Linked DNA regions of Mus musculus: regions 2, 3, 4, 5, 6 and 7 are each linked to region 1. Evidence: chromatin loops called from intact Hi-C (ENCODE). Cell type or tissue: left cerebral cortex. All regions are shown on one strand. Links, peaks and the distances in the headings refer to the core of each region. The heading gives the core; the rest is flanking DNA.

Region 1 (4,421 bases), core at 318-4,317:
CACAGCAATAATGTAACAAAATCTGATAATATATGGTATCTACTAAGAGGCTACAGGACAGCTACATATAATAGCATCTATACTCTGGACAAGGGGGTAATTCACAACTTTGACAAACCAGACTGGATACTCTGTACCATTCTCTTCAAACTGATGAACCCTTTAAAACACGATTTAAAAGTTTATGCATGCAATTTTCCACTTGGTATCTTTGCATCATATTTGGCCATGAGCAATTGAAAGCAACCCCTTAGATAAATGAGAACTAGTATATGGTCATCAGTTTCAAATAGAGCTTTCATGTGACTTTACTAGAGAGACAGCGTCTGCATAGCCATAGCTCTGCAGCGTGACTTTCCTCTCAGGGTTTGCTATCATAATCTCCGGATTGTGAGCATCTCAGTTCATACTTGAGTTTTTGTTTTTGTTTTTGCACTCATTTTTTTTCATCCTGAGATAAAATTCTGGATGTGGCCCAAAGTGCCAGTGTCTTACAGCTAGTGAGTGACATCATTGAGGTAGAATGTCAGCCTCTTGAGTCTCATTTTGGTGGTCTTTTCAGTAAAATACAAAGTAACGGTGCCTAAGAAATCCATACCATGATCGGAGCTGGTGGAAATATGGCTGTAATAAACACTTATTTTTTATGTAATATTTACTGCATTTGCAAAATCTGAATGGAAAATTTAAACCTTAAATTTAACAATGAATACATCTATACAATACATCTTTATGATGTCTCTCCACCATGCCAGGCACTGTTTTAGAAGGATAAAGACATATATCCAGCCTTCCAACAGAGAGACATAGACAAACAGGATGCAAACATAAGAACCTCGAATAGTGATAAAGGCTGTGGGGACAAAATAATGCACATGTGTGATGATGGTGTGGGCTCAGGCCAGCTGCTTTGCAGAGGGCACTTAGGGGAGGGACAGATGCTGACTTTGGCAATCAGCTGTGAATATGGAAAGAGGTGAATGTTGCAGGGGTAATGGAAACAGCAATTGGAACAAGACCGAGGTCTCCATGATGGTCTTGAGTTAAGAGTCTGAAAGGAACCTAGTGCACACTCCCTATAAAACGCACATCCATGCCCTCTCCCCACGCACAGGAGCGGGTGACTGTAATGTTAACACCTTTGGGTTGTAATGGCTCTGCGTCTCAGCTTGCCCTGGTTAACTGTGCTTTTGCTTTGCCATCCTGACTGATGAGCAGCAGTTGAATTTGTCATTACTTGGTGTTAAGGGATCTTTCCTTTAGTTATTTGCTGTATGCATCTTGAAAAACTGCTTGAGTTTTTTCACTCAATTAAAAAAAATGGCTTGCCTTCTCTGTTGGAGTTGTGTGAGTACACACACATAAACACACACTCACATACATGCTAAGTATGATAAATTATTTACTGAATATATGTGTCATAAATATTATTTAGAACTTGTGGCTGGTCTTTTAACTTTTCCTAATAGTATCTTTTAGACAGCAAGGGTTTTTAGCTTCAGTAAGGTCCTATCAATTCCTATTTTTTAAGATTTATTTTTATTACTTATGTGTACGGGTGCTTGCCTACATGTATGTAAGCACACCACATGCATGCCTGGTGCCCACAGAGGCCAGAAGAGGGTTTTGGATCCTCTGGGATTAGAAATACAGATGGTTGTGAGTCACCACATGGGAATCAAACCCAGGTCGCCTGCCTGCAAGAACAACATGTGCTCTTAACCACTGAGCATCTCTCCAGCCGATCATTTATTTTCTTGCATGGCTCCTACTCTGTGCATCCTAGTCAAGAACCTATGCTTATCCAACCATTGTAAGGGGATTTTATGATTTTAAGATTTGCATTGAGATTTATAACTTTGGACAGATTTATTTCCATTCATAGTTTAGGTAAGAATCAAGGTTCCATTTGTTTGTTTGTTTGGTTGGATTTTTGTGTTTAGAAATCTAATTTTTCTCAGCACCTCAGAATCTCACTGATTCTGCTGGTATTGTGGTACCATTGATAGAAAGCAGGTTCATAAATAATAATCTGTGGCTTGTTTGTAAGTTATATTGTATTTCTGGCCTGTTAATCTGTCTCAGTAGAAGAATTAGAAGCTAGCTAGCAAATGAAATTAGTTGTGGCCAGCATCTGTTTATTCATATCTTGCAATATATACTATATATAGTAACATATAGTGTGTATATATGTATGCGTGCATTTTATGTATACATATATATACATTCATATATATGTTTATGTAGTCCATATAATATATGTATAAATATAATATAAAAATAAAAAGTATATATCTATATCTACATAGATATAGATATATATATACACATATAATTTAAAGGATTCACTTCCAGTGAAAATTGTTGCTTAAGGGGTTTTCTTATGAAATATACAGTATAGCTTCAATCCATAATAATCATTTTTTGGTTTTGTTGCTGTTGCTTTATTGGTGTAAACAAACTTATCACTGACCTAAGAACAGAGACCTGGTACAGCCTGGTACAGAGGGGCAGTTTGCTTTGCTCCTTACATTGTCTTACCAGCAGGGGGCAGCAGTAACTAGATCAGCTAAGTTCAGGCCTTGTGGCTTCTGTGCTCATCTCTCCCACAGTCTCCCACTTTCCATCTGTCTTACACAGCCCTGCCAGGCTGCAGTGTGCTTAGTGTTGACGTGTTATTTCTCACCTTCTATTCGGATAACCAGGATCTCTGGGTCTCGCCAATGTCTATCCAATAATAGACCTCAGGCACCCATCTCACAGAGAAGTCATTTCCTAGCTTTTTGCTTCCAAATGCAGGAACTGGAATGTGCTAGATGCTTCAGTGCCACCATCATGGCTGCTGTGTTGCCTTTTCACCTCGCTCCCCTGTTTTTATTAAGCTGTAATTGTAATTGTGCACCCGCTTTATTTGTGCAGCTCTAAATAGGTTGCTGGCCTACCTGGCCATTGGCTCAGACAATCTCGAATGTAGCCACTATAGAATATTTTTAAGTGAGAGATGGATTACAGATAAAGGTGAAAGCAAGAAGAAAACACTTCCATGTGTCCTGAATATGAGGTGCGTATAAAGATGAGCTACCTGGCCTCAGTATCACTCTATGTCAGGGTCCATTTTGCCTCTGTTTAAGGGGAGGGAGAATGGGGGTGTAGCTCGTGGTACTGTTGATCACCTTGAGGTTCTGAGTTTACTCTCCAACACAACCAACAAAGGGAACTGGGCCAACACTCAATAATTAAGGCAAGTAACATTTTAATTAAAAATTCAAACAATAAAATTTAAGACAAGAAAAATCTATGGTAGACAAATATGACCATTTTAAACAAGGAAGGGTTCCATATTTAGTTCATTGCTACCACCAAAAGGCAGTCTACACAACCCTTCTCATTGGAAGGCTGGAGTTATTTCCCAGACTGCATGGGTGACAGGCTCTTAGGCTCTTAGGGTTTCATAGTGTATCAACCTTCCAGTGTTGATTCCTCAAGTATTTATTGTCTAAGGTGTTGCACATACAGTGTTCCAGGCACTACAGTAAGCCATTGACCTTTCGGCTGTCTGAAAGATTTAAAAAAAAAAAAAAGTATTTATTATCTACACAGCATTCTATCTGCATATTTGACTGCATGCCAGAAGAGGGCGTCAGATCTCCTTATACATAGTTGTGAACCATGAAGTGGTTGCTGGGAATTGAACTCAGGACCTCTGGAAGAGCAGTCAGTGCTCTTAACTTCTGAGCCATCTCTGCACCCCCTGTTTGAATGATTTGGCCATTCATAAAATATCATATAGTTTGGAGTCATATATAATGCTTTCTGGTAGTTTTCTTCTATTTTATTTACGATTCTTCCATTTCTTTTCTGACTTTGTATCTTCTTTTCTACCATTTAATAACATTCCATCAAGTGAACTGGGGTAGAGCATCCTAGTTGCCTCCAGGTTTTAGAAACTGGGTAAAGTTGTAAATCTGAGTCCCTACGTTGTTATGCAGGTGTAAGATTTTTATTTTGAGACCTATGAGTGTGATTATTGGAGCTCATGGCAAGATGATTCTTAGCTTTGTTAAAAACAAAACAACATGAACTGCTTTCCACAGTAACTGTACAACTCCGTTCCTCACAGCAGGGAACAAGCTCCTTTTGTATTTGCTGGTAATGTTTTGAATTTTAGCAACTTCAACAGATCCACAGTTGCATCTCCATATTGTAACTTGACAATGTCATAAGATGTTGACCATCTTTCCCCGCCCCCATTCGTCACGTTTCTGTGCACTTCAGGGGTTGAACTCAGGCTGGCAGATTTGCACAGTGAGTCCCTTTTCCTGCTGAGCCATCTCCCCCACACTTGCTGTCTGTGTTTGAGTCCTTTAATATTGTGGGTAATAACCTTTATCAGATATGTCTTTTGCAAGTTATTTCTCCCA
Region 2 (4,421 bases), core at 100-4,099, 130 kb after region 1:
TGTCTGGGCCTGGTTTTTGCGTCACTGGGAAGAGAACTCTGTAGGATAGCTACTCTTTTTTTCTTGTCGTTCATTTTGAACTTCAAAGTCTATCTTGCCCCTGCCCCAGCAGTTTCCTATCATCTGGACGTCTTTCCTGCAGAGTGGAGCTGCAGCAGAAGCACAGTGTGAGATGAGAACTGTGCGGTGGGCGTGGAGGTGGGCGTGGAGGTGGGCATGCGCACCTGTCATTCCAACACCAAGAGATCTCTGTCAGCTCTAGAGCAATGAGACTGTGTCGCAGAGAGACAACAACCAGGCAAGGGAGAGGCTGGACAGCCGATTTAGGGGTTTTCCATGCGACAGGGAGGGGTTTGGCTGTCACTCTGTTTATCCCTCCCACTGTCTCCTGCTTCATCTCTGGCTCTCTCTGTACCCAACTTTTTTATGTTATACCCATTGGTTCCTAAAAATACTAATTGGGGGGGGGGGCAGCTTTGTTAAGACATAGTTGGATAACCTGGCAACTACTATTTAAACCATACAGTTCCATAATTTGTAGTAAGTAACAAACCTGTGCAACCACAGTCACAGAATATTTTAGCACATGTCTGGAGAGAGACCTCATACACCGATTTCCTCCAAACCCACACCCAACCCTAGGCAACCACAAGTCCGTTTGTGTCTCCATAGCTCTTCTAGACCCACTGTATAAATGGATTCATACACTGTGAATCTTTTTGTCCTTAGCATGGTGTTTTCAAGGTTCATGCATGCATTTAGGATCATTGTATGTATCTGGACTGCTGAATACTATCATGTTTACAGTGGTACCAGTTTTATTGATGGGTCAGTTGAAGGATATTCAGAGTTCCTGGACTTCTGGACAGTTGTGTTGAATGTTGCTATGAATATCCATTTACAAAGTTTTAGTTTTATTATATTTTATCCACTTACTATTTATTTATGGGCTGTGTGTGTGCGCGCACACACACACATATGAGCATGTGCTATAGCAAGTTTGTGGAGGTCAGAGGACAAGTGGCAGGAGTCAGTTCTTTTTTACTGTGTGGGTCTCAGAGACTGAGCTCCAGTCACCAGACTTGTCAGCAGGCACCGTTACCTGCTCCTTGTATTTAATTGTATGTAACTGGGTGTTTTGCTGACATGCATGTCTGTGCACTACATGCATACAACGCTCACAGAGTGTAAGATCCCCTAGAATTGGAGTTATAGACAGTTGTGAGCTTCTGAATGGGTGCTGGGAATCGAACCTGGGTCTTCTGGAAGAACAGCCAGTGCTCTTAACCACTGAGCCATCTCTTCAGCTCCAATTGTAGTGAGTTTACTTTGGCCAAGTAAAAAGCAACAAGGTATAATTACAGAAAACAAACACTTTCAACATTTTCTTCTGTTGTTCCTCAGCATGTAACAAATTCATACTCCATCCAGTTGCATTGTGCTGGAATGTTCGATTGTTAAAATTGCTGTCTGAGTTACTGCATTTGGGGGGGGGGGTGAAATGAATTTTGGCTTGAGATTATGACAGAATTTCCAACAATTTCCAAAATGGCTCTAAACATGCTTTTTTGTTTGTTGTTGTTTCTTGTTTTGTTTTGGTTTTTTGCATTTGTTACTCTGTAGTATCTACTTCTGAAATGCGTTTTCAGCTTTGACAAATAAAAAACCAAACTGTAGACAAACTGAAAAACATTGACGATATCCTGTACCTTACAGGGTGAAATATTTACGTAACAATAAACGAGTACAGGGTCCACAGAGATGGCTCAGTGAGGACCTCAGTGGGGGCAGGGAGGCTGGAGAAGCAGATTTTGGTTCCCAGAACCGGTGTCAAAGTCCAGGTGGGAGCCTGGAGACCCGCTCCTTTGAGCAAGCTGGCTAGCAAGACTAGCCAAGTCTGCACGTTCTGGATTAGAGAGGTGCTACCTCTGTGTGTGCGATAGAAAGTGGTTGTGGAATACATGCCATGTCAGCTTTGGTCCTCCACATGCATGTTCACACACACATGCTAACGTACATGGGAACATGCATCTACCTGTGTATGCACACTACACACATTTATCTTATCATCATGCAAACCACTTTCATCTTTGATATATGATAGTTTGGTATGTAATGCCAAGAAATTGTTTGAAAATGAATTTCCCTGAAAACATTTCGAATCAAAACATTTGATTTGCACACCTGTTTTTTTTTCAAAGATTTATTCACTCATTCATGTATATGAGTGCACTGCAGCTGCACAGATGGCCGTAAGCCACCGTGCGGCTGCTGGGAACCGAACTCAGGATCTATGCTGGTTCTGGCCCTGCTGGCTGACAGCCCTATTTGCTTGCTCTGGCCGTTAGCTCACTCCAACCCGCTCCCTTGGGCCGTGCTCACTCTGGCCCAACTCGATTTAGCCCAAGGACCCATTCACTATTATATGTAAGTACACTGTAGCTGTCTCTGGACACACCAGAAGAGGGCGTCAGATCTCACCACGGATGGTTGTGAACGACCAGGCGGTTGCTAGGATCCAAACCCAGAACCCTCAGAAGCGCACCAGCGCTCCCACCCGCTGAGCCACCTCACCAGCCCCATACCTGTTTTATACACCTGTATACCCTTAGTCTTCATTTCTTAGCTTAAAAGAGATCATAAGAGAAAAATAAGAAGCCTCAGTATAGGTTATCCCCTAAAAGCAGCTCCGAGTGGTTCCCACAGGGTTGACAGCTGGGAAGCCTGGCCTTTGTCTGTGCAGACTGTTCCTGTACAGCTCTTCACACCCAACCCACTCAGCAGAGGCTGCACGGCCCAGCGTGGTACACTCTGGAATCCCCGTGAGATGAGCATACATAAGCGTCTGCCTGCTCGGCTGGTTCTGAGGTCCGAAGGGGCTCCACTCCGGGGCATGGGTCTCCATGGAGCTGTACCCTGCCGTGACCACTTTCTATGCCCGCAAAGCTTCCTGCCACCCTCTGCTACAAGCAGGATGGTTTTGCTTGCTTACCCAAATGCCATCCCATTTTATACTAATGAGACCCTTTTAATTGTTTTATACTTTAACATGTCTTTGCATAGTATTTTCCATATATATGCTTATGTAAGTATATGTCTCTGTGTGTGTGTGTCCTCTAGCTGGATAGCTGAATAGAAGGAGACTACCCGGCTTCTAGATATTTGTGAATCTCCCAAATGACTGTTTCCTCATCTTTCCAACATAGGAGAGTTTTGTGGTCCTGAGGAAGTTTTGGAAAAGCAGCCAACCTGGGAAGGAGGTGATGTGCTTAGCATTTTCCAAAAAGATACAAAAGCAGGCATGGCCTAAAATAACACGGAACTAGAAAGAAAGATATCCTGTGAGCCTGGCCTCTGCCAATCACTAGCATGAATGAATGCATTTATTTCTCAGTAACGGTGATCTAAGAAGAACATCAGATAGTAGCTGCTACCCTCTTGAATTTGTGGGGCAGTGCTGATGGGAAGTCAAGATGAAAGAGTCATACAGACATCTTAGTGACAAGGCCTGCCTCGGTGGGGGAGTGGGGAAATCACGACCGTGTTCACCTACTCTGTGGTTTACACGCCATGCATGGCCTTCAGTGCTGGGCAGTGAGAAGCCTCTGCTTTAGTGTGAGCAGAGGGCTGCATTCCCAAACAAGCCTGTTTGTTATTGTTGATTCTTCTGAAGACAGGAGATCCTAATTTGGCTGAGTTAGTCCAATCAGGAAGACCCTTTCTGCTTTAACCTTTACAAAAAAGTAATCTCATGCAAGCCAGTCTTTAAACAAAGAAAATTTAGTAGTGTGTGAGTGTGTGTGTGCATTGTGTGTGCACTGGTCAAGAATTTTCTTAATTGCCAATGATGCAGGAGGGCCCAGACCACTGTGGGTAGAGCCATCCGTTAGGCAGGTGAGCCTGGACCTTATAAGAAAAGTAGCTCAGCAAGCCAGTGGGCAGTGTCCCTTGTGGTCCTGTTTCCAGGCTCCTGCTTAAGTGTCAGTCTTGACTTCCCTCCATGATGATCTATCACCAATAAGGTTAAATGAATTCATTTCTCTCCAAGTTGCTTTTGGGCAGAGATTTTTCATAGCAACAAAAAGCTAACTAGGCGAGCATACGTGTGTGTGCACTGCACTTGCAAGGAGAGTCATGTGCGCATGTGTGAAAGGCAGGGTAGCTTTGCAGTTGGTTTTCTCCTTTCCTTTCACCTTTATATGGGTTCTGGGAATTGAACCCAGATCTCTAGGTTTGCACAGCAAATGCTTTGAGCTGAGCCAGCTTGCTGCCCCGTCATGGTTTTTCTTGGTGCTTGTCTTTCTGCTCCCACCTTACCTGCTGTTCTGATTTCTGTTGAGAGCTCTCGGTCTGTTTCAGAGAATGGAGGCTTGGCGTGATTCATGAATTGTGACTAAGCTGATAATTGTGTAAGCTGATAA
Region 3 (4,421 bases), core at 315-4,314, 160 kb after region 1:
ACCTCCACCAGTTTGCCAGGTTGTATCCACTCGGCCTCTCCTCTTGCATTTGTGGCTGTCATAGCTGGACCTATCTCTCTGACAGTTCAGTAACAACAAGAGTGTCTGCAGGACCCAGGCCAACACAAGAGGGATTGTGATGCTGCTCCCAAGACATCCCAAAGGCCTGGCCGTAGTAGGGCCTTCTTTGTCACTAGAGAAGGATATGGAGTCTCAGGCCCCTGCTCTCTGTAGAGAGTTCCCCCAGTGCTATCCAAGAGTATCCTGCAGGCCTCGTTTGCCTCCATGGGGAGAAAGGGACAGAGAGAAACCAACCTTCCGTAACTGTTGATGCTCCTGGATCCTACCAGGAAAGAGATACCTACCTATTGTCACTCCCTCCCTGGGTGGGTCTTCTCCCTGCCTTTGTCTGAAGAAACCTCATAGAGACCCTTGAAACAATTACTGCAGGGCCTATCTGTAAAGCTGGGCTGCCCAAGAGTACATAACTCAGCCCTTAGAACTGGCTGTCTGCCATTAGGCTCCTGTGTGAGAGGTGAACAGGGACAACCAGCTAATGCCTAGCATCCAAGGGGAGTCAGGTGTCAGCCCCTGCTGGCAGGAACGCTCCCTCCTCCTGGGACCTCAGTAGGTAGGGATCAAAGTGCTCACTTATTCAGCCCAGCTCTGGGCCTTCTGGGTGGTGCAGGAAGATGTTTGCTCCGCCTGACCAGTGGGTGGCGCTGTTGTTTAGTGTCTTCACCAGCAACTGGAAGTGATCCCGGGCTATGAGGAGCTGCTGGCAGACATTGTCAACATCTGTGTTGATTACTATGAGAATAAGATGTACCTGACGCCCAGTGAAAAGCACATGTTGCTCAAGGTAAGACTTCCCCTCCTGACACAGCTTCCTGCCAGGCGTGCGTGCGTGCGTGAGTGTATAGGTGTGTGCATACGAGTGTGGGTGTCTTTAAAGGCCAGAAGTGTCAGATAACCTAGACCTAGAGTTATGGGCGATTGTGAGCTGCCCAGCATGGGTGCTGGGAACCAAATCTGAGTCCTCTACAAGTGCAGTAACTGCTCTTAACCACCGAGACATCGCTCCAGCCAAATCTTTTTTTTCTGACGTGCTGTCTCTCACTGGGATCCAGGGCTCACCCATTAGGCCTGGAGAGCCGACCAGCAAGCTCAGAGATTGGCTTGCCTCTCCCTCTCCATCATAGGGGTTACACACGTGCTCCACCATGCCAGGTTTTACATGGGTGCTAGAGAATGAACTCCGGTCTTAGACTTGTGCCTCAAGCACACGTGACTGACTGGGCCATTAGCCCACAATGTTGGAGACTGGACGTGATATTGGGCTTCTTTGAGGGCATGCCATGGTGGAACTATTTCGTGTCCCCAAATAGAAACACCAGTATTCAGTCATGGGGCCTCTAAAGAGCTAATCCAATTCTGTTCCAAGAGGCCTATCTTTAAATAACTAGGAGGTTACATTTCAACCTCTTTTTATTTATTAATTTATGCATTTCTTTTTTTGAGACATTCTCTCTGTAGCCCAGGCTGGCCTTGGATTCTCAGTACCCCATCCTCAGCCTCCCAAACGTTTGGGTTACAAGTGTAGGCTACCACATCCATCAGGTTTCACCCTCTTAAAGTCATGGCCCTGTGACTTTGGGGCTTAAATGCTTGCCAGAGTTCAGGGAAACGAAACATATTGAAACCATAGCCCAGGGCAGCATGGCTTTTGTGACTCGCTCACTCCAGCTTCCTTGGGCTGTCAGAAACCAGCAAAGGCTGCCCCAGCTTTAACCGCCTTTCCTCCCTAGTCCAAACATGGGTGGTACAGCAGTTATGCCCAAGTCTCATGCTCCGCAGGCTGCCTTACGATACTCCATCTCAAAGCAGGTTTAGATGACTTCAGGTTCTGGGCCTTCCTCTCTTATCAGCCTTGAATGTCTGCATAGACCTGCTCCTCCCCACCCCCACACACCACCATCACCAACACACACACACACACACACACACACACACACACACACACACACGTTTTCTATCCTCTTCAGGCCTCCAGCATTGTTTTGAGCTGTTGCAAGGTTGGTTCTTTGCAGTTGGTTAGTGAGCTCAGAGGCCACCAGGGGGCGATGGAAGCCCTCACAGGACAGTCTGGTGCTGTTGCCGCAAGACAGAATGCACCAGGCAGGAAGCAGCTGTCATAGGCATCCTCTGCTTCTTCTCTTAGCCCCCTCCCCCTCCCCCCCACCCCCGTGAGATATAAAGGTACAGAGAGGAGCGACTTCCCCTGTCCCTGCGGCTGCTCTTTTACCTAAAGTGACTAGCAGGTGGGCTGACAGATCAGGAGTATCAGCATCTTCGGGTGGAGATCTGCTCTTTAACAATGGCCTTCACATTGTTGCTTTTCTGGAGAACTTTGTGGTCACTTATCATTATTCCAGTGCCTGCCTCTCAACACCTCTGGGAAACAACAAGGTCCTTTCTCTCTCGGAGGATCTATAAATCCACACTTGGATGGAGATCCTAGGCTAAGCCCTTTGCAGATCGTCTCAACAACATGTGTGTGTGTGTCTGTGGTTCCAGCAAGCTCTCTAGCCAGCCTCTCTATGTCTCTGATTCCTCATCTTTAGAATCGAGGCCACCCTTCTTAAACCCTAACCACAGCCGCTGCCCCAGAGTAACTGCTGTAATAATATACTAAATTCCTCGTTGAAATTAGGCACGTGTTTTCTGTTTTAATTTGGAAATGTGTGTGATTTTGAAATAGCACGTGTGTCTCTACAAGATGCCAGTGAATTTGTGCACGCTCACATGCGTGTGCACGCATGCATCACAGCCCCCATGTTTGTTAGCTGCTCTGGAGGTGTGATGAGGATGTTACACGTGGCCCCTTTCTCATTCTAGGTGATGGGCTTTGGTCTCTATCTGATGGACGGAAATGTCAGTAACATTTACAAACTGGATGCCAAGAAGAGAATCAACCTTAGCAAAATTGATAAGTTTTTTAAGGTTAGTAATTGGTGCTGGGGCCAAGCAGGGGCACAGAATTACTGGGGCCTAGATCCCTGGTGGAAGGAAAGGATGGCATTGGCCAGAAAGCTGTGGAGATGGTCACAGGCATCTAAAGATTCTCAGGGAAAAGGAAGATAAAGCGCAGGCCCCAGCTGCTCTCACTAAAGCAAGGTTACTGCCCACATGTGAGTGATGCTCAACCTCAGGACTCGCTGGGATTCCACGGGAGGCCTTGTAAGTCTTCTTGCATGTCCCTTTCCCCTTTCCTAAAATCTTTCCTCTAAAGGCATAGTTGCATCCTAGAAGTCAAAACCTATGTGAATTTTCATTACACTCTACAGCTCATGGAGACAGAAGAAAAGAGTAGAATTTTTAAAAAGATTTCACTTTTATCTGATGTATAGGGGTGTTGTGTCTGGGGATGTGTCTGCACCATGTATGCAGTGCCCACAGAGACCAGAAGAGGGCATTGGATACCCTGGAATTGTAGTTGCAGGTGGTTGTGAGCACTATGTGGGTACCTAGCATCAAACCCTGCCTCACTGAAAGAGCAGCGAGTACTTTTAACTGCTGAGCCTCTTCTCCAGCCCTGAAACACTGGATTCTAAGTGGCTTCATGTTTGCCCTTTAGGCACGATAGCTCACAGCATTCTGTTTAAGCGTACCCTCTCAAGCACCTCTGAGGGCTGACCATTGGGCCCCAAAACTCTCTAAGAGAAACTCGCAGGTAAATGTTAAGCCTTTGGTGTTTGAACAAAGAGATGTCCGTCTGGAACTGAACCCTCGTTCTGACATGGCTGTAATGTTGGATCCTGCAGATGTGAGATCTGCCCTAGGGGATAGTGTGTCGTGACAGATACTAAGTGAGGCTTAAGGAGATGTGTGAGTCACAGAGGTCTTGTGGCTTGATTTCTTAGCTTTTCTACAGATCTGCCCAGGGTGAAAACAGGCCCCATGTTGGGAAACTGCTATGTCTGCCTTCAGGCAGGAGGAAGGAAGGTAGAACCAGGCCTGGCTCCACTGCCTCCTAGTGCCTTTGAGAAAGTCATGAACTAGACCTCCCGGAGCTGAGGGTTCTGATCCTGGCTTTTGCTCTATCTGGTCTGATTTCCTGAAGAGACTAAGTTCCCTATGTGTCAATCTCTGTGTGAGTACCGAGGGAGGGAGGCAGGACTGACTCAGTCTAGTTATATATGGATTGAGACCATGGATGGTTGGGTGACTAGGTTTTATAGTACTTAGAATTAAGCCCAGGGTCTCACCCATGAGAATTAAGGCCTCTATCATTAGGTATATCCCAACTTTTTTTTTTTAACTTTATTTTAAGGCAGAGTCTCACTATAATGCGCATGATGCCTATGAACATAAGATCCTCTTGCCTTCGTGTCATGAATATCTGGGAGTGCAGGCCTATG
Region 4 (4,421 bases), core at 169-4,168, 150 kb after region 1:
AAAGCACCAGACAGAGGAAATGGGTCCCTGGATGACTCAGCTTAGGTTACCCATCATTAACTTGGATATGGCTGGGGAGACTGGTTCATGGTCGTGTGCATCGGGATAAGAGGAGAGCACATGCATGGACATACGAATGTAGCCAACTGTAAAGGCGGGCACAGGCCGGCAGAGAAAGGAGCAGGGCCCCATGTTGGGATCAGCTGGCCCCTTTACCACAGCCAGTCTCCAGGGAGCACTTGTGGGGCCTGTCAGTCTTCTACAGCTCCCTCTTGCTACAGTGACCCTAACCATTTTCACCCACGACACGATGCCACATGTGCTCCACTGGTGAGCCATGCTCCTGAGGTGGCAGCTGGGAGCCCAGATGATGAAGCCGCCTTTCGATTTCACAGGTGAAGTGCAATGAGCAGCCCAATCGGGTCGAGATCTACGAGAAGACGGTGGAGGTGCTGGAGCCAGAGGTCACCAAGCTCATGAAGTTCATGTACTTTCAGGTGAGTGGGGTGTGGGCGGGTCCACAGCAGAAGGCTCAGGTGAGTGGTGTGTGGGCGGGTCCACAGCAGAAGGCTCACGAAGTCCCCCACCCTTCCACATCTAGACTTTGGTGCCATGTCATTTTGTTTCTGTCCAGCTAGTATTTTTGAGAGCCACCTACACCCCTGTGGGTGAGCCAAGCCAACAGGTGTCCCTGCCTCCACAGAGGATGTGTCCTAGTGAGTTTGTGTATGCTTGGAGTGCAGAGTGACGAAAATACACACTAGTTTTTAGGACAAGGTAAAGGCCTGAGTAAAATACAATTTACAACAGTTGTAGGTTGCAGAGTATTTACGAGTAGTTGCCGCTTTAGGGACAATGGCATGGAGCTACGAACTGGGTGACAAGAGGTCCTGCAAAGCCCCAAGGCCTGGAGGGATCAGTGTGTTCAAGAAATGAAGGACAGTGAGCTATAAAACAGTGAAAGCAAGGAAGAGGCCCAAGGGGAGGCTTGGGGTGGGAGGACGGGGACCCATGAGATGGGCACTGTGAGCCTGGAGCTTTGGATTGGGTGATGTGGGTTGACCTGAGCTTTTAGGAAATCTGGCCACTAGGTAGGAAATGCTTGGGAGATGGAGGTGGGAAGAGGCTGGGATGGAGGAGTGCAGAGGAGCAGGAGACCAGTCGGGAGCTCTGGAAGAGTCATTTTTAGAGGAGGAAGAACAGGGAGAGGGCCAAGGGCCTTCACAGTGAGGGAGATAACGTATAAGGACAGAAGGCGTGGGCAGCCAGTCACTTCCTGGGGACTCACTGGCAACTGTGAGGGTGGTAGAGAACACCTCAAAGCTGGTCTGTACCCCACACACAGCATATACAACCCACACCCTTACATATGTCCCATGCATAGAGCATTGACACTGGCCAGGCTCTACTGTGTCTAGGCCAGAGCTAGGACTATACTGGGGAAGTGCCTCAGCCTGGGTCAGGAGCAATGCTAGGTCAAAACCCAGCACTGCTGTTTCCTAACTGTGTGTGACTCATTTTATACACATGTGTACACACACATACACGTGCACATTCACACATACACGGATACAGGCACCCGCACACACCAGTACAGGGAAATGAAGCCTGCCTCTCAGGGTGGTGGAAAAGATAAACTCGGTCTCTCTATAGGAGCACGGGAGGGCCCTATGACAGCTTAAAGTGTTTCACAGCTGTTGTTACTGTCATAGATGGCCTGACTTCCCAGAGCCTAAAGTCTCTTTTGGGAAGCAGATCCAAGAGAGATAAATGAAGAGCTTCCCCTAAAGAGGTGCACATGGAAGAAAGGAAGGCTGGGATGATTCACTGCCATGTGCCTCGCACTGTGGCCACTGGCTAAGCATAGAAACAGTAGCAGTTAACAGTGAAACTCCCCAGCAACATGAGGCTCACTCTAAGCACTCAGCAGCCACCGCGGCCATCCACATTAGTTACTCTAATGCCAAATAAAGCATCACCAGGAATCTCAAGGAAGGGCAGGCGTACTAGGCTCACAGTTTAAAGGTACAGTCCATCCCAGCGGTATAAGCGTGTTGGCAGGAGCATGAGGAGTGGTCAGGTTGTGCCCAGGTCAGGAAGTAGGGGGAGGTGGAAGCTGGTCTCAGCTCACTTTCTCCTGTTGACTCAGTCTGGGCTCCAAGGACATGGGGTCATGCCATACCACATATACATTCAGGGGAAGCCTTCCCCGTTCAGTTAGACCTTTCCAGAAACATACTTCCTGGACACACCCAGGGTATGTTTCCATCAAGTTGAAAGTTGAGAGTAATCATTACACCATTGTGAGCATTGTTGGTGGCGAACAATTCCATCATGGCAGAAAGCCTAACTGGACTGGCTGTGGCCTGCTGGTCCTTGATGAGACGAGCTGGCAGTTGGGCAAGGTAGGCCTTGGAGTGGAAGGGAGCTCACATCTGCACACAGATCCTCTTTTCCACACGCTTCCCTCCCTGTGTTCATTCCTCTTCCAACTCCTCCTCCTCCTCTTCCTTCTTCTCCTCCTCCTCTTCCTTCTTCTCCTCTTCCTCTTTCTCTTCTTCTTCCTCCCCCTCTATTGTTCGATATCCCTCCATTACTACTTTTGCTTCTTCTTGCTTTTGAACTACTCTCCTCCCCCATGCCCAACACACACACACACACACACACACACACACACACACACGTGACAGATTTTTTTTGACATCGTATTTACCAGGTAGAGTGACAGCCCAGCATGCTCTAGTGTCTTCACAGAGTTGGGTATTCATCATGTAATCTGTTCTAGAATGTTTTCACCCCTCCGAAAAAAATCTCCTGAACCATCACCTCATACTACCCAACACCCTCTCCCTTCAGCCTTAGGCAACCACTAAATGACTTTTTATCTCCGTGGATTTCCTGTTTGGACATTTCCCTACAAATGAAGTTATACAGGACATGATGTTTCATGCCTGGCCTCTTGCAGCCGGCAGGGTGTGTTTGATTGTCGTCTGTACTGTAGCAGGTGACAGAACCTAATTGGTTGGTTGGTTGGTTGGTTGGTTGGTTGGTTGATTTAATGACGGAATGCCATGTCACTGTGCACACACATACACCGTATTTCATTCATCCATTTACCAGGTGATAGGTGAGGGTGTTTTTCCCTTCGGGTCTGTTAGGGATAAAAACTGGACACCTGCAAGAGCTTCTCTATCATTGCAGGCTCTTTGTTTCTCTTGGGTTGTGAGCTGGTTAGGGTTTGGTCAACTAGACAGGAGCTGGAGTCATATGGAGAAAATTGATTGACTGATGAGAATTCTCTATTGACTGACCTGTAGGCAAGTCTGTGCAGGCATTTGCTTGAATGATTGGTGTGGGAGAACCCAATTCACTGTGGGCTGTTCCGGGGCATGTGGTCCTAGATTAAATAAGAAGCAGACTGCTCAATCTGTGGACCCTCCGTGGTCTCTGCTTCAGTTCCTGCCTCTGTGTTCTTGTCTGAGTTCCTGTCCCAACTTCCTTCAGGGTAGACTGCAAGCTGTGAAATGTAAGAAATCTTTTCTTCCCCAAGTTGCTTTGAGTCACAGTGTTGTTTAATCACAGCAGTAGACAGCAAACGAGGAAAAGCAGGTCCCTGTGAGTGGAGTGCTGGGTCACTTAGTGAATGCACCCTAGGTGTGCAAGTTTCCTGACTGCCCCTGCAGTCTGCTGTCAGCTCCGCATTATTATTGAGGCCACAATACAGGCTATACTACACACACATGCGCCCTCATGAGAGCCTCTAAGAGCCACAGCCCCTACAGTATTGACTTGGCTCTTCTGTATGCTTACTCCAGCTGAGGCCAGCCTCATGCTTCCTTAGGCCTCCCACAGCTTCAGGGCCTTTGCAGGATGGCTCATGCTTCCTTCCTTCCCTTGTCCCGGTCCTTCTCCTTCTCTTTCAAATTATTTCCCTACAAGGTCATTTCTTGGTGACTTCAGTCTTTCTCCCTAGAGGAACAGTTTTGTGAGCCCTTCCCAACCTCCATCCCTTCTTCATTTCCTGCCATATCAAGTATGAAATTCTGCTGCAAAGAATTTATTTTGTTTTCTATGAATCAATTGGCATATATGATCCTTAGGACAGTTTTGGTTTTTTCCTTCTTGTTTTGATTTCTGCTTGACCTCAGCCCTTACAGTGGTTTCGTGGTTATATAGTATAGTATAGTATAGTATAGTATAGTATAGTATAGTAGTGTATATAGAGTATAGTAGTATATATAGTATATAGGATGGATAGATAGATAGATAGATAGATAGATAGATAGATAGTAGGTGCTCACTAATCAGTTGCTTATTGAATGCACCACTGTCTCTCCTGGCATTTCACACACTGGGGCCATGGCGCTTTTTAGCAAATGTGTTTTAGACTAATTCATAAAGTAAACTCACTTGGAACAGGT
Region 5 (4,421 bases), core at 263-4,262, 160 kb after region 1:
CACAGAGAGGCTGTGATCTTGGCTCTCGCCTTCTCACTTACCTGGTGAGTATCGTGCACTGGTGTCCAGAAACACCTATGGTAAAAATCTGGAGAAGGCAGAGACAGGACTCTTCTTTCTAGCCATGGTGCCTACAGAGCAGGCTCTGGGGTGTAGGCAGCCACTTTACCGTTTGGTTTCACCCAGAGGAGCCAGCTATGTTGTCTGAGGACCAGGAGCAGCCTGTCCCACGAAGGTGCCTGGAGCCATGACCCATGCACAAATCCTGTGGTTTTTCTCCTCCCCAGGTGGACATGCACTCAGAGCAGCATCAGCCCCCAGTACAACATCTGTGAGCAGATGGTTCAGATCCGGGATGATCACATCCGCTTCATCTCTGAGCTGGCTCGCTACAGCAACAGCGAGGTGAGTTCTGTGGCTGGTCCAGGGTCCGCAGCTGTACAGAGAGGCTGGGCAAGAGAGGGCATCATGGAGTAGGGAGAACGCGCTGCCAGAGGTAAGAATGTGCCTTGTTGGAAGTGTGGGCTCAGAGTCAGACTAGGATGGATGCTCAGTATCTCTGTGCCTCAATTCTTTCACCTGCAAAAAGGGCCATAATGCTAGTAATGCCGGAGGAGGGTGGGCGTGGGCAGGGAGTCAGTGATGGAGAGAGAAGGTATTGTTAACAGATGCAGAGGTAATCATATAGGAAAGAGAGTTTCCTTCCGGCTTTCTTCTTGGGGGTATTTGTACTTTTAGTAAATAGCCACTATTTAAGAAAAATATGGGTCTAAAATAGCTAGGTAGGAGGAACTACTTTTAATGTTCTATCACACAGTAGAGGGCCTGTGTTTGATGATAATTATGATCCTCCATAGGAAGAATGCCATCAGGGGTGATAGGTACACCAGGGAGCCCGTCTAATCATCACATGTTGTAAACATGTATTGCATGTCTACACTGTGTCCCATAGAGATCTGCAGTTGCTGTGCCAATCAAAAATAATTCAGACGTTTTTTTAAATGGAGGTAATGACAGTGTTTACATTGAAAGGTTCACTGAGATAATTAATGGGGTGCCTGGCATATGTGTCGTGTCTGGAATAAATGTCACTAAGTATTCATCAGCTGCACAGGACTCATCCCATGTCACCTTCAATGGCTAGAGACAGCGTTCTGAATACTGCTCCTAACACTGTTTAAACACGCATAGCTGTGTCATATGATCTTTGCAAAAATAATGTAAATGGAATCCGAGAAGGGTAAAAAGGCCATAAAGGGCTGTGGAGATGGCTCAGTGGGTAAACATTGCCATGCAAGCGTGAGGACAATGGAGAGAGGATCTCCAGAGCTAACACAAGGCCAGTGGTAGCACGCGTCTGCGACCTCAGAGCTCCTACAGCAACATAGGGTGCTGTGGACCAGACAGCCCAGTGAACTATGTTGCTGCAGTGTCAAGCAACAAAGAGAGCCTGTACCACAGGAAACAGAGTGTGAAAACCGACACCGCAGTGGTCCGCATGTGCAAGCACCATAAAGATCTCTCCCAATACTAAAGATTGGGCTTTGAGCTTTTGCTTTTTTTTAATAGACCATATCAATTATATAATATTAATTCATAGCCTTAAGGGAAAAATTAGATAAACAAAACCAATCCCATAGAATCCTACCATCCCAGAACTAACTTTGATTATCATGTGTCTTTGTGGGCACCTTCCCAGAGATGCCTTTCTCACAGAGACGTAATATGCGCTGTTTAATCTGACATAGGTCCCTAATCTGAGCGTCCATAGTGTGGAAGAGGCCACGTTTGCTCACTGGCTCCACCATGTGGCCCATGGCCGTACTGATTATTCTTTTCCGAACCCCGACTCAGAAAGTATCTATGACCATAACCCAGCTCACTGGAAATGGGGATCAGTCTGACAAAATACTGGCAGTGTGATCAGTAAACCTGGAGTTCACAAGGACCATGTCTAGTGCAAACCTGTATCTGTCTTTCTAGATGTGCCAGTAAGCTGAGATAAGCAGGAGAATCATTGGTCCTGAGGCTGGAATTTCTAGTCACATGTTTATGACATCTGTGACTAATTCTGGCTAGAGATATTATTATTTTTATTATTATCATTATTATTACTATTACATCCTGGTATTCACAAGGGATTACTTCAGGATCTACTACTGACACCGAAGTCGATAGATGTTCCAGTACCTTATAGAAGTTGCTGTTTTTCATATAACCTACCTGCATACTCAAATATATCATCAATTGTCTCTATTATTCATAAAACAATATAATGTGTAAATGCCCTATAGTCTAGCTTCCTCTCTGCTACTGTGATAAAATACTCTTGACAAAAGGCAACTTAAAGAATAAAGAGTTTTATTTATTAGTTCACAATTCCAGGTTAGAGTCTATCACTTTGAGGCAATCACAAGGTAAGAGCTTGAGGCGGCTGCTCATGTCAGGTCCACAGTTAGGCATGGAGAGAAATGAGTGCATGCCCTCTTGCTTCTGCTCAGTTCAATTTCCCACTCAAACACAATTCAGGACCTCCTGTTTAGGGAATGGTGCCACCCACTGTAGACAGGATCTTCTCACATCCAGTTAACTTACCCATGGACATACCTACAGGCTGACTCGATGTAGACAATCTCTCATTGAGACATCAATTCTACATTGTACCAAGTTGGCAACGAGAGCTAAACATCACACCATAAATAGTTGGTTTCCTGTGTATAGGGGGTAATGACAAAATCATACACTACAGATACGACATTTTTTTCAAAATATTTCTCATCTAACATTGCATGAGTTCATTGGCTATAGACTACCTCAGACACCTAGGGCCAAAGGAACACCTTTCTATGTGCATATGTGGTGCAGTTTTTTATGAGTTTCAGTAGTAGCATTGAACAAAACACTATAAACTCTGATTTTAAAAAGTAATGAGCCTTTGCCCATAGAGAAAAATCAAAATTCCCATGAGCCTCTTGCCACAGTGTTTTTATCGGCAGAGAGTGTTGTTTGATCTCCATTTCTGTCTAAAGATAGGTAATTTTGGATGAATCATTAAGATTAAATGAGGGTTGCAGCCTTGTGACTTCTGTTTGAAGGAAGTGTTCTAAACATGTCTGCCATGGCTTTCCTGCAGATAGAGCACTACATGGCACAGTGGTTCTCAACTGTGGGTCACAACCCGTTTGGGATCAAATGATTTTTTTCATGGGGTCGCCTAAGACCATCAGGAAACATAGATATTTACATCACAATTCATATCAGTATTAAAATTACAGTTATAGAGTAGCAACAAAAATAATTTTATAGTTGGTGGTCACCACAACATGAGGAACTGTATTAAGGTTGGGAACCACTGGCATAACACATCAGCCCTGTTTGAAACTGTTAATTAAAAGCACAAAACTGTGGGCATCTTGACACTGCTTAAGCTGCAGGGAAGATGTTTGCTTGCAACCCAAAAAGGGAGAGGGCTCTGCTCAGCTGGGAGCATGCAGGTGTCTGCTAGGGATGGAGATGTTGCTGCAAGCATTAATTTGGGAAATTACAGGAAGTGATGATGCAAATTTGCAAAGATACTGTCCATCATTGATGACAACTTTCATATATTCATGTACACATACATACATATCCATGTACATATACCGTGTGGCTACATACATGTATATGATGTGGAATGTTACACATACAGACATTTGTGCCAGATCTTTTTAATTGGGGCATTGTAGTAGTAGGTGAGCTGTGACACCATTTTGGTGGTCTGCGATTAGCACTGTATGCGGAGTTGACTATGAAGCCAGGATTCCTGTGACGTCACAGTGCTGGGCGAAGGTCATTGCATGCATACATATTCATGTTTCATTTCCCTGCAAAGATGCTATCCTGGCAGTTACTGGTGCGCACTTCCTACTGTGAATACGGTGGAGATAGGGTTAAACCCTTTGCTGAAGGGCTAAGTGGGGATCTCTATGACACTTCCTGTGGCCTTCATCATGACACCTATCAAAGCCGAGTTTACCTAGCAAGGGAGCATAACAAACACACAGTTCTTGCAGGGAATCACAGGAGGACTGCTTATGAGCCTCAGGCACATGGCCCATGAGGTGAGTGTGAAGTTCTGTGTCCCCCAGGTGGTGACAGGCTCAGGGCTGGACAGCCAGAAGTCGGATGAAGAGTACCGGGAGCTTTTTGACCTGGCCCTGCGAGGCCTGCAGCTTCTATCCAAGTGGAGTGCCCATGTCATGGAGGTGGTAAGTGTCCTGAGGTGCCAGGCCTCACACTGGCCTGACTCACAAGGCATCCATGGGCATCTGCCTCTAGTTGGCACTCTGTCTTTCAACATAAAAATCCATATACCATACTTACCCAACTGAAACCTGCATTTAATATATTTACAGAAGTATATGACCTTAAATTAATAGTTT
Region 6 (4,421 bases), core at 304-4,303, 120 kb after region 1:
ACCAATGCTGGACAAATGTTCCCCTTAGCAAATAATTTTGGAGTCTAAGAAACAATAAAACAACCTACTTCCCTAGAGAAAGAGCTAGGGTCTGGTACCAGTCAGCATTCTGTAACTTTTCCCCTTTGTGGGCCTGAGGCAATGCAGAGCATTATATAGTGACCGATCTAAATTGCATGACTGATGATGAGGTGTTTCTTTGCTTCCTAGCAATGTAAATGCTTAGAACCAAATACAAAGTGCCACACAGTGAGTATGTGGAGGTGTCTTTTTTTCCATTTGGAATTAAAATTAGTTCTGCCTCCCTTTTGCATTTACACATTTTTTTTCTTCCTTCTTACAAAATTCTTCACTGATTTTTTAATTATTTTTCCTTTTAATTATACTTACTATATGTATGTGTGTGGGCCCATCTGTGACACCATGCATATATAAAGGTCAGATGACAATTTGAGGAAGTCAATTCTCTTCTTCTACCATGTGGGGGCCCAGGGATCGAACCCTTATCACCAGACTTGGCCACAAATGCCTTTACCTATACCAGCTCATTTATGTTTTAACTTCAATATACTCTGTCCCAGCAATGAACATTAAAAGTGTTTTGGAATAAGGTAGCATATGAATACAGAGATTTTTCTCTGGGAAAGGGCACGAGGCATGCAGTTGTGGAAGACAGTTTAGGTTTGGATTCATTTACCTTGGGCAAGAATCTTAACTGGCTTTAGCTTCAGTTATCGAGTGAAACACATGATTGTATCCTCCTAATAGAGTAGTTGTGGAGGTTAAATGGAGTGATGCTCTGGGTAATAGTTATTATGTTCTGTTTTCCATCCATGTCCCTCCACTACTGGTGGCCATAAAGCCGTGTCTGGTGATGGTCTTTCAGTAGAGCCTTTTCTACAGGCAAGCACTGTTGCTAACCCTAATATATAACCTATAACTTTGCAAATGGCAGAGCTGTTCTCCCTCGGTAGCCCATGTCTTCTCACTGCTGTCCATACTGCCTGAGCTGAGATATGAAGGAAATCTGAGGGTAGCAGACAAACAGCTACAAATAAATTTTAATGGTCAAGTGGAAGGGTTTGCCTTGAGCACTTCATTCAACCCATTTTTTCTGAACTGTTATTTTCCAGAGTCCATGCCAGGCTCTGAGGATCCTCCAAGATATAAGACATAGACATCCCTTCGCTCTCGGATAAAGTCTAATTGAGGGATGCAGCCAAATGTAGGCACAGCTGTGACAACAGAAGAGTAAATGGGATATGAGAAGGATGAAGGATGCCCAGGGAGTAAATGGGATATGGAAGCATAAAGGATGACTCCATACCTAGCCCAGCCAAAGGAGGAATTTGGGAGGAGTAACAGCAAGGCAGATACCGAAAGGATGAACAAAGTCAAGCAGGTGACCTAGGAGAAAGCACCGAAGAAGGACGGAACCAGAGAACTGAGCCTCCCATCAAGAAGCTTGACTTGTGCAAGGGTCAGGCAGACGATAGAACACATCAGCTTTAGGGAACTAACGGGATCCTTTTAGCTGAATCATAGCAGATTTGTTCACATGGGAAGAACCTTGACAGACCATAGATCATGAGGTCCCTATGAGGCCACCCTAGCGGCTGGGTTCCGTCCCAAGGGCCGTGTGAAGCTAATGAAGCACCCTTACTCTGAGAAGCAAACACCCTCTGTTTCAACTTATGTAATTCTCTGCATACAGAGGCATGTTGGAGTGTAGCCAAACTAGTTAAATTTATAAATGGGGAAACCGGGAGAGGGAGGTAAAACGTCTTGCTTAAGATTGCTCTTCAGTTGGTTGCAAAACTCAAACACAGAGGCAGGTCTGTGGCATTTAATGTAAAAAGCCCATGGTGCACCTCCTCTACGGGCAGATAGAACCCAGCAGCCAGGGAAAATAAAATGGCATAGCATACAACCACATACATAATATCAGTTGTTTTGTGCTATTGTTTCCAAACAGATTCTCTCTGAAAAGAGAAAAGACAAAGAAGGAGCAACATGGAGAAATATGTCTCTGAGAAGATAAAAACGCCTCAAATAATCTGCCTTTCAGGATGAAAACCCAAGGAATGGGGATTCTCATTCGTAAGCGTCTGCAGTCACTGTGGACTGAAATCCTGAGGATCCTGGTTGAAAAAAAATGAATTTTAAAGTAAGACGAAACCTGAATTCTGTTTTTAAAGCCATCCCCCACAAACACCCCCACAGCTTTCTCACATGGCATCAGAAGGGGGGGAAAATGTATGTGTGTCGCTATATATGTAAGTCATCGCTTCTGAAATAGCAGTTTAAATTAGACAAGTGATGTAACATCAAACCACATGGGAGCGTGGTTTCTGAGCCCCGGGGGAAGCATGTGAGATGCAGCTAAGTCTTCTCAAGTCCTTGCCTGAGATTTGCATACAGTGGCTCCTCTATCAGTAGCCATTTACAGGGAACAACTGTGCAAGTCTAAGTTTGTGGCGTCTGGCAAGCATTGGAGAAGGTTCTCATGACCCAAGATTTTATTCCTTGTTGCTCTATACATAAATCAGGCTCTCAAGTACTTTCCAATTAGTTCCCCTAAGAGGGCAGGCTGGAGAGATGGCTCAGCAGTTGGGAGCCGTGGCTACTCCTCTTGAGGACCTGAGTTCAATTCCCAGTACCTACATGGCATCTCACAATTATCTGTATCTCCAGTTCCAGATTATTCTTGGCACCAGGCATGCATGCGGTACACATATATGTGCATGCAATCAAAATACCCATACACACAGAATAAAATAAATACTTTATATACATACACACACACACACACACATATATATATATATATATATATATATATATATATATATATATATATATATATATATATATGGTACCCAGAGCAACTATTATTCCCTTTATTGCAGGTACTGCATCTCCCACTCAGAGCAGTACCATGCTGGGGTGGGTTCAGGTCAGGACTGAATGCAGCTGGCCTCATCCCTACCTAAAGCCCTCCGAGTTATGTCTCAAGGAGCAATGGATTCTTTGAAGAGCCCTAAGCAGCATCTAAGAGGCTTCTGTCTCCTCAGCTCCTTCCTAGGTTTGCCTAAAAGTCAGCTTATCATGATTTTGTCCACGAGTCAATTCTACCTCAATGGGATCGACATGGGCACGCGCGCGCGCACACACACACACACACACACACACACACACACACACACACGCACACACACACATAATAGCTGTACATTTTTACACTAAGAAATGGAAAGGAAGTAGATGTTTCTCTTTGTTTTTAAATTATTACATTTATTTATTGTGTGTGTGTATGGGTGTGTGTATGTGTCTGTGTGTCTGTGTAATGTGCATATATGCATGTGGGTGGAGGTCAGAACACAATATACAGAAGCTGTCTCTCTCCTTCTACCTTGTGGATCCTGGGAATCGAACTCAGGTCATCATCAAGCTTGGCTGCAAGCGCTTTCTCCCGCTGAGCCTGTGCCCTCTGAGCCCGTGCCCTCTGAGCCCGTGCCCTCTGGGAAGTTATTCTTCAAGTGGTGGAAGGGCTCAACCTCTCACTTAGCCTGCTCCCTTCTTTGGGAAAGCAGCTGTCATTGGACTCCTGTTAGGTCAGTTAATGCTGGCAAATAATAAGCTCCAAGCGAGCAGGGGCTCTACTGCACACTAGTGCGTGCCTGGCTCTTGGCAAGATGCTTGGAACAAAACAGGTAGTCGATAAAGATGTGGTGAATAAATGACTATATGAAAATAATTTGACACCGGGGAGATGCGAAAGGAGCTGACGCTTCCTTCCTTCTGGAGTGGCAGGTGTCGCTGGTGATGCAGGCGGCAGCAGGAAAGTCGTCCCTCCTCCACCTCCAGAGTCCGGAGGCTGGATACTCTAAGGCTGGAAGGTATGGGTTCAGGAGGTTGCAGGTCAGGGGTGCGCAGGGAGCCCCTCGCCGCAGCCATTTCCGGCTCTTTGTGTGACAGCAGCCGCGGCGAAGGGGCTGGGCACCGCGGCCAGGGGAGGAGCCGCGGCAGGCGGAGAGGCGGGGCCGCGGGCGGGGCGCGGCGGTCCGCCGGCGCAGCGGCGGAGCGGGGCTAAGCATCCTGCGCCCCGGCGCGGGGCCCTGCGGTAGCCTCGGGTCCCTCCCCTGGACCTGCCACCGAGCCAGGTAAGGGACTCTCGGAGACAACAGGGCTGATGCAGGAACCGAAATGCTGCCTAGGCGGTGGATGCGTTCCTGAGGATGCGCGAGGGGCGGGCGCCACTTCTCCCAGCCCGTTGGGGGCGCTTGGCTTGGCGCCCGAGGCTACACGGCTTCAGGTCCCTGGAGGCCGGGCTACAGGCCTGTGTTGTCCCTTCTCCCCTCGGCCGCCCCGGGCGCCCTGGGCAGGGAGCGTTTTCCAGAAGTCGTGGGTACAGCGCAGAG
Region 7 (4,421 bases), core at 311-4,310, 490 kb after region 1:
AAGACTCTGTGCCAGTTCCCAGGGTGGCAGCTTTGCCTGAACTGAACACAGGAGGAATGGTTTGGGGATCCTGCACCATTCCAGGATTGATTTTTCTGGAATTGTTACCATAATCATTGACATCTCTTACCGAACAACATAGTTTCCAGTCGCTTAACTCTCTTTAAGAAAAGGTATTTTAGGAAGGTATATGTGTGTACATCCAAGAGGGAAGTGTGTGTGTGTGTGTGTGTGTGTGAATGCGAATGTGAATGAGGATGGAGAAGCCAAATATTTGAAGCCAAACTGCATGACATGGCAAGGCTCTCAAAAAGGAGTCGAGTCGGGCTTGGGGTCACTGGTGATTGCAGAGGTTTTTAAATAGCTCCTCCCACCAATGGCAGGATGGGAACTGGCAAGGGGCAGAGAGTGGGGATGGGAAGGCATTTGTTCCCAAGGTGTTGAACTCAGTGGGGAAATCATGATTTCCCTTGACCCTGTTTCATATCTTAGAGGGAAAAGTTTATTTGGCTCCATTAGGAATTAATTAAAAGACAACCCGTGTCCTGCTGCTGCCTGGTCTTGCATTTACAGGATTTTCAGCCAAGAAGAAAATGTATTTTTGAAAGAGCAGCGTCTGGCCTCATCCCTCACTAATTGACACTCCATCTGCCGATGCCGGTGTTTTTCCTTCCCATTCTCCCCTCTCCCCAGGAAGAAGCAATAGAGCTCATGTTTGGTAACTGCTAAAATCTTTTTAAGAGGAAAAAAAAGTATAATAAAGACTTCAGCTCCTTGGCCTACTTAATTGGTTCCTACAGAATGAGTTTAACTTGTGTGTTTGTCTTAAGCTAGGATGCATGTCCCCACATAGCAGACATCCAGAGACCTCTGGGTACATTTTTTTAAAATGTTCATTTGAATGTTGAATTTGAAAGTGCCAATGTAAGATATCCATGTGGATGTTTGGGACTCTTCAGTGATTTTTTTAAAAGCCCAAATGTTTCTGATACACAGCTATGAACATTATAGCACTTTGGGCAAGCAATTCCCTCAGCATACTAGAGAGGCAGTAAGATCATTAGCTCCTGATGAGCAAATTTAACTTAATGGTAGGTTGATAGCATGTTATATCAAAATTGGCCAAGTAGGGAATAAAGACCCAAGTTTCATTGACAACCGCTGGAGAAAGTGTGTGCTTTCAGATCCAGGGAAGTCTCCCTCTGGGCATGCCCTGAGATAGTCATTGAATGGTGCTGGAAGTTTTCAGTCATTGAATGGTGCTGGAAGTTTTCATGCAGGCAGGGGATTTTTAAAGCAATAAACCGGGGTTGAACACAAGTGTCATCAAGTACCATTACCTACCCAAAGCTTGCTCTTTATTTCGTCTGTGTGTTTCCCTCCTACGATGCAGCTCACACGGTGGTGGCAGTGTGCTAAGTTTCATCTCTGTCTTAAAGATAGTCAAGTGTTCTTTTGGGCCACATTTTCAAACTTACAGAAAGTAAAGAAGACCCCAAAGCAGCTAGCGCGGGCTGAATGCCGGTTGATACTTTGAGAAGGTGGTGGCACTTCGGAGAATGACTTGTGTGGCTGGAGATGGCAAGAAGCAAGACAGCTATGCTGGATGGGGAGGGACTTACCTCCAGGAGTCTCACTTTTAAAACCATTCCTTTGGGGTTGAAGAGATGGCTATTCTTCCGAAGGAAGACCCAGAACCCACATGGTAGCTCACAACGAGCACAACTCAGGGGATCCAGCATTCTCTGGCCTCTGTGTGTATGTCTGATTGCTCATAGTGCACAGGCATACATGCCGACAAGCATACACATGAAATATATCTTAAAGAGTTTTTGCTGAACTAGAGCTAAAAAATAGTGTTGATTCTTTGGATTTTGCAGTAGTCAGGAGAACATCAAGGAGTCAGTTTTCTTTTCTTTGATACCAAGTGTTCTCTAAACTTAGTGGGCAGGGAAAGGAAGTGAGGATGTAGTCACCCGTCTTTTATAGCACTCAACCATCTAGCATGCACCCACTGTATACTCTGTACCCTTCCTGTCATATTTCAGACGACAATAAGAACTCAAAAGAGGCTCAGTAATTTGAGCTTAGACAGGCTAGCCTGATCCACATCAGGAATATACTTAACAGGAATGAAAAATGGGATATGTCTTGTCTTCCTGTCCTTTGCCTCCAGCTCAAGCCGAACAACAGAGAACATCCTGGGACTTTAAAATGCTGCTCTTGGGGTCTACCCCCCGAGTCTGGAGCATCAACCATTCTAAGCTGTCTGTGAATATCAGTGAGTTTTACTAAATAAATGGTTAATTGTTACTGCCTCCAAAATGTTGGCTTTGTTTTCGAATAATGTGTCCCTACTTGTATATTTTGTTGACGTTAGATCTCAAATTCAGAAGAGATAGTTAATATCAATGGGGGAGGGAAACGAGAACTAATAAACAGTATCTTCTTTAGTAACAAAAAGGTCAAGAGGACAGCCTCAACCTGTCTGCTGTCTGTGGAGGCGGAGCGAGGCCTGAGCAGGTCACGCCTCTCAGCACGCCCCTGCCTTGCGCCACGCCCCCTGCTGCTCTCCAGAGCGAATCTATGCTGCCCCCTGGTGGCCGCGGCTGCGCAGTGCGTCCCCTTGAGCCGCGGCTGCGGCTGCGCAGTGCCGCCCTCTGGCGGCTCGGCTCCTTCCTCCCGCCCATCGGCTTCTGCTTGCGGGCCTTTCAAACATGGAGGAGCGCGAGTGGGGGGCGAGGTCGGCTCGCGCCGGCAGCCCAGCCAGCCCGCCCAGCCCGCGGCTGGACGTCAGCTCCTACAGCTTCGACCCGCTGCTGGCCTTGTACGCACCTCGCCTGCCGCCCATTCCCTACCCCAACGCGCCCTGCTTCAACAACGTGGCGGAGTACGAGAGCTTCCTGAAGGGCGGGCGCACCGGGCGCGGTCGGGCTCGGGGCACGGGGGAGCCGGCCTCGGCGGGAACCTCCACCGGAACCTCCACGGGAGCCGGGAGCTCGTCCAGGGCCCGTCGCCGCGCCGCGCCCACCCCGGATCCCGAGCGCATCCAGCGCCTGCGCCGGCTCATGGTGGTCAAGGAGGACACGGACGGCACGGCCGGAGCGCGACGCCAGGGCCCGGGGCGCAGCAAGAAGGCACCCCGCAATGTGCTTACGCGGATGCCTTGTGAGTGCTGTGGGGCGGCCGGAGGTCTAGGCAGGGCTTGCAAAGGGCGTCTGCGGGAGTCTCGAGGGCCGTGGGGGCGCGGGCACGGTCACCTGTGAGTCACAGAGACTGTGCACGAGTTGAGGAACAGGGAGAGTGACGACCCACGGCGGTGGGGATGAGGTGGGGGTGGGGGAGATCTGCACAGGCTATCATGTCCGGAGGAATGTCCCCCAGGTAGTGAGGAGCTGCAGAGGGGCTGCGGTAGTGATGAGGCTTACGGAGCGATTGTAGGGCTTGTAGACAGTTTGGGGGGATGGGGCGAACATCAGAGGTCTGCAGAAATGATGAGAGGTCTTGGGGACCACTGCAGGGAGTTGAGGAGGTGTACAGAAGTTGTGTTGGAGCACAGCCAGTCTGAAGGTGTGTGGGATTTGAGGGTCAGGTGGAGAGTGAGGAGATGGATATGTTCACATAATAGCACAAGAGACGTCTCCTATCCCAGCATGGGAACTGACAGCCCCGCCTGGGGTGCCGTTTCCGCCTGGGCTGCAGGGACTTGATCGGCTTGTGTTCACATTAAATCACTAGTGTTGGAGTGCCGCAGACACAGAATGCTACCAAAACACAGGTGCGGTTTTACAGCTACTGGCTGGCTGGGGCAGGACTATCTGTCAGGCTCAGGTTACCCTGTGTGCAGGTTGTTTTAAAATTCTAAAGGTAGAAATGGCACAAGAGAATTTCTTGCAGCTTCCTAATAGATCCGCAGGATGAATGAAGCCTTAAACAGCAAAGGTTCTAATGTGCTATTTAGATCTTGTTTAAATGGAATAAAAACAGCCTAGGGCTATATCAAATAGTTATGACATCTGCCCTGTGAACATAATGACCTACTTAGCCAGTCATAGCTTCTGTAGCCTGCTAATTAAATCGTTACAATGTTAAAGTGGCTTCTTTTGGAATGGAAGGTGTGAACTCAGTGAGAGATTTTGTTTTGTTATGTTCCTAGAAATTTGTTTATTAAGAGAGAAAGACCCTGAAAAGCAGTGCGCTGCTGCCGGAGCCTTTGTGGGCTGGCATACTGTACCAGATCCTCCCAGCACAGCCAGGATTTCCCAGAGCTGGCTCTCACAGCCGGAGCAGAAAGACAGAGCGTGCCTGGCTCTGGAACAAGCTGCTACAGTACTTTCTTTTTGCCTATGTGTGTTGCCACTGTGAGGTTATTGAATTGCACCCAAGTCTCAGAGTGTGACACTTATTCCTGCTACCTCCTT

What was found. A loop is a pair of places that touch in the nucleus more often than their neighbours do. Peaks named below come from ENCODE experiments on the same cell type or tissue, not always from the same donor. Only the 100,000 strongest peaks of a DNase experiment are listed, where the experiment ranks them.
Region 2: a loop joins it to region 1, with 8 times the contacts of the local background. A loop is called at or near these places in 11 of 42 quality-filtered maps.
Region 3: a loop joins it to region 1, with 4 times the contacts of the local background. A loop is called at or near these places in 32 of 42 quality-filtered maps.
Region 4: a loop joins it to region 1, with 7 times the contacts of the local background. A loop is called at or near these places in 15 of 42 quality-filtered maps.
Region 5: it touches region 1 in a loop (8-fold over the local background); 32 of 42 quality-filtered maps call a loop at or near these places.
Region 6: it touches region 1 in a loop (6-fold over the local background); 13 of 42 quality-filtered maps call a loop at or near these places.
Region 7: it touches region 1 in a loop (3-fold over the local background); 8 of 42 quality-filtered maps call a loop at or near these places.

What each region holds. Positions count from the first base shown.
Region 1 is chr11:46,429,512-46,433,932 of GRCm38, reverse strand. No RefSeq gene overlaps it. Among named protein-coding and RNA genes, the nearest start is that of Med7, 5.2 kb to the left of the region's middle. In left cerebral cortex, for the core only: a CTCF peak has its summit at 2,542 (motif pointing right); a DNase peak (open chromatin) is centred at 2,625; H3K27ac peaks cover 425 bases.
Region 2 is chr11:46,300,068-46,304,488 of GRCm38, reverse strand. The region is part of intron 1 of Cyfip2 (cytoplasmic FMR1 interacting protein 2); the gene reads left to right. Among named protein-coding and RNA genes, the nearest start is that of Cyfip2, 10 kb to the left of the region's middle. In left cerebral cortex, for the core only: a CTCF peak has its summit at 2,470 (motif pointing right); DNase peaks (open chromatin) are centred at 2,762 and 3,355; H3K27ac peaks cover 2,412 bases.
Region 3 is chr11:46,273,220-46,277,640 of GRCm38, reverse strand. Cyfip2 (cytoplasmic FMR1 interacting protein 2) reads left to right here. Exons shown (of 31, transcript NM_133769.3): 8 at 734-862; 9 at 2,899-3,003. Among named protein-coding and RNA genes, the nearest start is that of Cyfip2, 37 kb to the left of the region's middle. In left cerebral cortex, for the core only: CTCF peaks have their summits at 715 (motif pointing right), 2,125 (motif pointing right) and 3,449 (motif pointing right); DNase peaks (open chromatin) are centred at 663 and 2,114; H3K27ac peaks cover 231 bases.
Region 4 is chr11:46,280,233-46,284,653 of GRCm38, reverse strand. Cyfip2 (cytoplasmic FMR1 interacting protein 2) reads left to right here. Exons shown (of 31, transcript NM_133769.3): 5 at 396-497. Among named protein-coding and RNA genes, the nearest start is that of Cyfip2, 30 kb to the left of the region's middle. In left cerebral cortex, for the core only: no CTCF peak of the experiment used is centred there; DNase peaks (open chromatin) are centred at 677, 1,257 and 1,835; H3K27ac peaks cover 1,174 bases.
Region 5 is chr11:46,266,536-46,270,956 of GRCm38, reverse strand. It overlaps Cyfip2 (cytoplasmic FMR1 interacting protein 2), which reads left to right. Exons shown (of 31, transcript NM_133769.3): 11 at 288-405; 12 at 4,128-4,247. Among named protein-coding and RNA genes, the nearest start is that of Fndc9, 33 kb to the right of the region's middle. In left cerebral cortex, for the core only: a CTCF peak has its summit at 1,805 (motif pointing left); a DNase peak (open chromatin) is centred at 1,802.
Region 6 is chr11:46,311,969-46,316,389 of GRCm38, reverse strand. It overlaps Cyfip2 (cytoplasmic FMR1 interacting protein 2), which reads left to right and starts at 4,032. Exons shown (of 31, transcript NM_133769.3): 1 at 4,032-4,163. In left cerebral cortex, for the core only: no CTCF peak of the experiment used is centred there; DNase peaks (open chromatin) are centred at 1,736, 2,306 and 4,021; H3K4me3 peaks cover 920 bases; H3K27ac peaks cover 3,327 bases.
Region 7 is chr11:45,943,209-45,947,629 of GRCm38, reverse strand. It overlaps Lsm11 (U7 snRNP-specific Sm-like protein LSM11), which reads left to right and starts at 2,695. Exons shown (of 4, transcript NM_028185.2): 1 at 2,695-3,168. The coding sequence starts at 2,718. Thg1l (tRNA-histidine guanylyltransferase 1-like (S. cerevisiae)) reads left to right here. Exons shown (of 6, transcript NM_001080969.3): 6 at 1-2,325. In left cerebral cortex, for the core only: CTCF peaks have their summits at 2,428 and 2,630 (motif pointing left); DNase peaks (open chromatin) are centred at 2,041, 2,611, 3,250, 3,566 and 1 more place; H3K4me3 peaks cover 1,937 bases; H3K27ac peaks cover 1,959 bases.